Regions from separate parts of the Homo sapiens genome. Here region 1 is linked to region 2. A link is a loop called in an ENCODE intact Hi-C map of the cell type or tissue named here. Cell type or tissue: HCT116. All regions are shown on one strand.

Region 1 (2,500 bases), 180 kb before region 2:
ATCACTGTCCACTGCTTGGGCAATATGGTTGCTCAGCTGAGAGATTGGCAGCCCAGATTGCTAAAGGCTTAGGAGACATGAAAGGTGAGTTTGGAAGTGTTTGGATTTTCAAAAGAAGGACAGAGGCAGAAGCCAACCACAGTTTAAGGGGGCAGCTAGTAGAGAGCTTTTTAGGCAAGGGAGGCCACTGCACATTTATAGGCAGAGAAGGTGGCAGGACAGAGAATTTAAGAGAATGAGGTCTCAGAGGAGGCATAGGATGATGGGATATGAAATAGCAAAGGCACACCCAAGGTGATCCTGAAGCTCAGAAATATTAAGTCATGCAGGAGGGGGCACCATTGGAAATATAATCCCCTAAAGTTATGAGTAAACAAATGATGGTGGGGTGTGGAGGGTAGAAAGAAGGCCTAAGCTTGATGTGGGGGCCACAGCCTGGGCAAGAGAAATTTCCAGCAAAGCCTCTGACAAATTTCTGACAAAGCCTCTCATGTTATCTAGTTGTGGCAGAAGCATCTGAACCAAATGGCTAGGAAGCTTGGTGAACAGTCAGACCCAGTGAGGGTTGATTAATGGATCCATGTCAGCCTAGACTAGAGGGAAGTCTCCAGCAGTATGCCTTAGGGCTCAGTCTGGGCCTGTGTCCTCTCTGACATTTTTATTGACAACTGACCGAAGCAGCAGGCTCATCAAGTTTGCAGGTGATAGAGCTAGGAGGGGCAGTTAATACTTTGCATGAAAGAGTCAGGATTCAAAACGATTTCAACAGGCTGGAACACTGGGCTGGAACCAACAAGATTAAACTTAACAGGGATAAATGTAGAGTCCTGCACTTAGGTTAAAACAAAATCAATGACATAAGTACCGGTTGTAGGGGTTGGCCCAGCTTGACAGCAGTTCATGAAGAAAAGACCTGGGGGGTTTAGTTGACTGCAAGCTCAATATGAGTCAACTGTGTGATGTGACTGCTAAAATCCTAACACAGCCATGAATTGCATTAACCAAACGGAGCAGCCAGATCAAGGGAGGTGTTACCCCACTGCTTTCTGAGATGGTCAGGCCACCTCTGAGCACTGGGTCCAATTCTGAGGTCTTTTCCCCTGCTAAGGTCAGTGACAAATGAGAATATTTTTGATAGGAAGCCACCATGGCAGTGGGCCTGAATACTGTCCGAGACTTGCCAGTGATTCTATGGTGCTGAAATTTCTGGAATGAAGGACAGGAGTCTAGAATCTGAACCCAGGCAAAGACTTTTATCTGGAGCATATTTCTAGGATTTAGGGGAAAATTTGGGGTCTGCATTTCCTCACTTCCTATGGCTGCCCAGAGGCATTGGCCTGTGACTCTCATCCCTGGCCTTCCTGAGGTCAGGGGATTAGCGATTAGTTAGACGGGGTCTAGGGTAGAGGTCAGCCTGAGGGGGCGGCTATAAAACGAGTCATTGAGGTGGGAGGGAACCTGGAAATTGGGACCTCACGCACCATATTTCCCGCGCTCTCCCCTGGGACGTGCCGTCCCTGCTGCAGTCGCAGCGTGGCGCCCTCGCTCCACGCAGGGATCCTGAGCCAATGGCGGAAGCGGAGTGCGCGGCGAGGTCGCAGTTGCGTTTCTCGCACTCCCCACTGCGGGGAGCCCGTGGGCCCCGCACTGCAGGGAAGCTGCCGGCCCAGGTCTCCTGGGTGGCAAGAAGACGCCTGTGGTGTGGAAGAACCTCGCCCGCAGCCCAGCACGTGTAGAATCCAGATGTGGCTTCTGCTGGAGCCACGTGTTCCGGCCTGAGCGACGTCGCACGTGGCCTCCTGGCCGCAGAGCCCATGGCGCGGGGGGCCACTCTTCTGACGCAAGGGTCTGTGGGGCCGCGCAAGAGCCTGGGGCCCCCGACCTTCCGCCGACTGGCCGTGGGCTGGCCGCAGCCCAGCTCGGCTCTGTCTCGAGTTCCTTCGCTGTTCAAAGCAGAGTGGCGGCCACGTTCGGGGGCACTGGGGCGAGGGGTCGGGCGTCGGACGGGGCCCTGGGTCTGTACCGTTTCGGGCTCGCCGGAGGGGCTGCAGGCAGGGCGGGTTTCGGGTTCCACCGCCAGAATAATTCGGCAGTTCTGGATGGGGCCCAGGAATTTGTATTTGTGACCAGTTTCCCAGGTGAGTCTGAGGTCCGTGGTCCTCTGACCTCGTTTAGGGATGAGATCTAGTCCTCAGAGCCCGGGGCGGGGCTGCCGAGGACACCGGCTTGCTCTTCAGGCAGCTCTGGCCCGGGTGGCGGGAGGAGGCGGCCGGGGCTGGGATCCGGGCGCACCCTGGAAGCTCCAGATGGGCGTTGGAGACCTAGGGCGAGATGAACCGAGGACCGTCCATGTGTGTGGGTGCCGCTCAGGAGCGGGGAGGTGGGGGTGTGGGTGGACGGGCGTGTTGAGGGTGATGGATTGCTGCAGGGAGTGGACTCAGCCTACTGGGAGGAGTGGGAGAGGGGAAAGAACTGGAGGAACGGCGGAGTCCGTTGGCCT
Region 2 (2,500 bases):
GCAGATCAGATGCACAGAGGCGGCTAATGAAGCAAATCCCGAGATGGGTATCAGAGCAACTCCCCAAAAGTTTATTTGCCTTTAAATTTCCGCAGGGAGGCGGGCTCCTTGTTTGAAGTGTAAATGCCCCTAGGTTGGGGGGTGGAAGGGCCGCTTTGAAAACACCAGAGAGAAAAGGTTCATTTAGAGGCGGACGGGAAAAGCAACCAACCCTGACAGGTCGGAGCCCGGGTAGTGTTTGGGGTTGGGTTGTTTTCTTTCTTTCTCTTTCTTTTCCCCTTTCCTCTTCTTTCTTCCTTTTTTTTTTTTTTTTTTTTTTTTTTTTTTTTTTTTTTTGCTTTCTTGCTTCCCCCCACCCCTCTACTAGACTGTATAGAAGAAAGAGAACAGAAAAGGGGGAGTCAGAGGAGCGGCCAGTGACTGGATGAAGGCCAGCCCTTCATCCTGGAGCCCCAGGAGAAGGCAGAGCTTTGGAGAAAAGGGGTTCCTAATCTCCAGGGAGCATTACTCTTTGACTCTCTAGACCCAGGAATGGGCTGGAGCTAATGGGGAAGCGGCCAGGAGCCGGCCTGGCGGAAGAGTGAGTGTCCAGCTAGTGCAGTGCTGGGGAGACGATCCCAGGAGCAGGGGGGACTCTCAGGGGCTACCTGGGAATGGGACTATCAGAAGGGTCTTTACTCCTCAGAAGGTGCATGTGAAGGACAGGTGTGTGAGGACAACTTCCAGCACACTTGGCGCATTAAGTCCCCTTCTCTACAAAATGGAAAATCCTTCTCGCCCAACATGTGAAAATGCTTGTTGTGGGCACCCACATTTCATGGTACTTGTAACATAGGGACATGTCTAGCTGGTTCTAGAAAAATCTGTGTCTGTGTGGAAGGGGGGGGGTTTACTCACAGCTTTCTTCCTTCAATAGTTCACACACCCCGAGACAAATTCCTGGATGACCAACTTGGAGAGACCTGGGGCAAAGGTTACTTTAGTTCTGAGCTCCTCTAAATAAGGACCCTTTCTCAACGTTCCTTTCACCCCAGTTCTGGGTTAATTACTTCCCAGAGGGGAAAGCCAAGGCTGTGCTAGCTAATACCACCTGAGATCCCTTGCACTCTGGCCTGGGAGCTGTTACTTTTCGGCTGCCCGAACTGTTTTCCTTCTTCGGTCCCTACACGAAGTTAGTGCGTGTTCGTGGGGTTGTGAGGCCAAAGCAAACCCGGGAGCGCCATCTGCAGGCCTCAAGAGGAAGAGACTGACCTTAGAGGCTAGGCCCTGCGTCTTCAACCTCTAGCCCAAGGGAACCAACCTGCCTAGCCACCCAAGGGAAGTGGGATAGGGGCTGGGAGGGGCAGGCGGTGAGGAGTGTTTTCCTCCCAGACTTTACCCCGCAGGTGGATTAAGCTTATTGGGCTCTGGAGGATACAGGAGGGAGGGCAAATGCCAGGATCCCAGCGGACCCAGGCCCCACAGGAGTGAGAGGCTCAGAACCTCGTCCCGCTGAGCCTGGCCTGAGCTCCTCCTGAGGAATAAGGGCATCCCAAAAACCCGGGTACAAGACGCCCAGTAGTAGTAGTTAGGCTGAGTCAGGCAGGTGCATCTCTCCCCATGGTATCTGCCGCCCAGGCTCCGGCCAGAGGGAGGGGAGCGCGAGTCCGCCGCGCTTCCGCGGGGCGCCCGGAGCTGCAGACGGGGGCTGGAGGAATCTCGGATTCGGGCTGCAAGAGCGCTGCGCAAGCTTCGCCGAGCCGCCCTTTCGCAGACCCAGGGAAGCGGGGGGAGGGAGCGAAGGAGGGAGAGAGAGTTAAAACATCAGCTGAAGTGCCAAGATGATTTATGAGACGAGGGAAAATATTTCATGAAGATCTCCCGGATATTCTGTACTTAACCAGTTAGGAGACAAAGGGCTTCTTCTGCCTGGTGCGTGCGAGCGGACCCCAGCGAGCAAGGGAGCTAGTGCCAGAGAGAGCTGCGGAGGCTCCGGCAGGAGTGGGGACGTCCCCGTGGTTGCGCCTCCTGCGCTCGCCCCGGATCCACCGAGCTAGCAGCGGGCGGCGCTCAGCCGCGTCCGCAGCCTCCTCTTCTCCCCAGCCGGGGAGAGCCAGCCTCGTCTCCCACATCCTCTGCCGCCAGCGACCTGCAGCTCCGCACTGTTTCCCTCCCCTGTACCCCCTTCCCAGTCACCCGAGGGTTCAGAAACCAAGTCCCCCGGCTCTCCCGCCATCCGCTGGGTCCCACCGAGGCAGGTGGGTACTCGCCGGAGGTCTTCAGCTCGATTCTGAACCAAGCGTTCTGGACTGCCCAGACCCGGTGGGCAAGGGGACTGGGGAGGCCCTGCGCACAGTCGCGTGGAACGGGAGGGGACAAGACAAACTGCTGGACACTTTTCCGTGGAATGAGAAGTGGGGGGTGCGTGGGTGGGAAGGTACCTCCGGAGGGAAAGGCCAAAGGGAAGGACCAGAAAGAGAGGAAGGAAGAGCCGGGAAGGAACGGAAGGGAACTCAGAGCC

What was found. A loop is a pair of places that touch in the nucleus more often than their neighbours do. Peaks named below come from ENCODE experiments on the same cell type or tissue, not always from the same donor. Only the 100,000 strongest peaks of a DNase experiment are listed, where the experiment ranks them.
Region 1: it touches region 2 in a loop (11-fold over the local background); 50 of 110 quality-filtered maps call a loop at or near these places.

Annotation. Positions count from the first base shown.
Region 1 is chr10:100,560,600-100,563,099 of GRCh38, forward strand. No RefSeq gene overlaps it. Among named protein-coding and RNA genes, the nearest start is that of HIF1AN, 26 kb to the left of the region's middle. RefSeq lists enhancers at 1,310-1,948, 1,707-1,786, 1,897-1,946, 1,949-2,500. In HCT116, a CTCF peak has its summit at 1,549; a DNase peak (open chromatin) is centred at 1,572.
Region 2 is chr10:100,742,547-100,745,046 of GRCh38, forward strand. It overlaps a transcript of PAX2 not described here. Among named protein-coding and RNA genes, the nearest start is that of PAX2, 1.8 kb to the right of the region's middle. RefSeq lists an enhancer at 2,078-2,127. In HCT116, a CTCF peak has its summit at 1,224 (motif pointing left); a DNase peak (open chromatin) is centred at 1,205; H3K4me3 peaks cover 447 bases.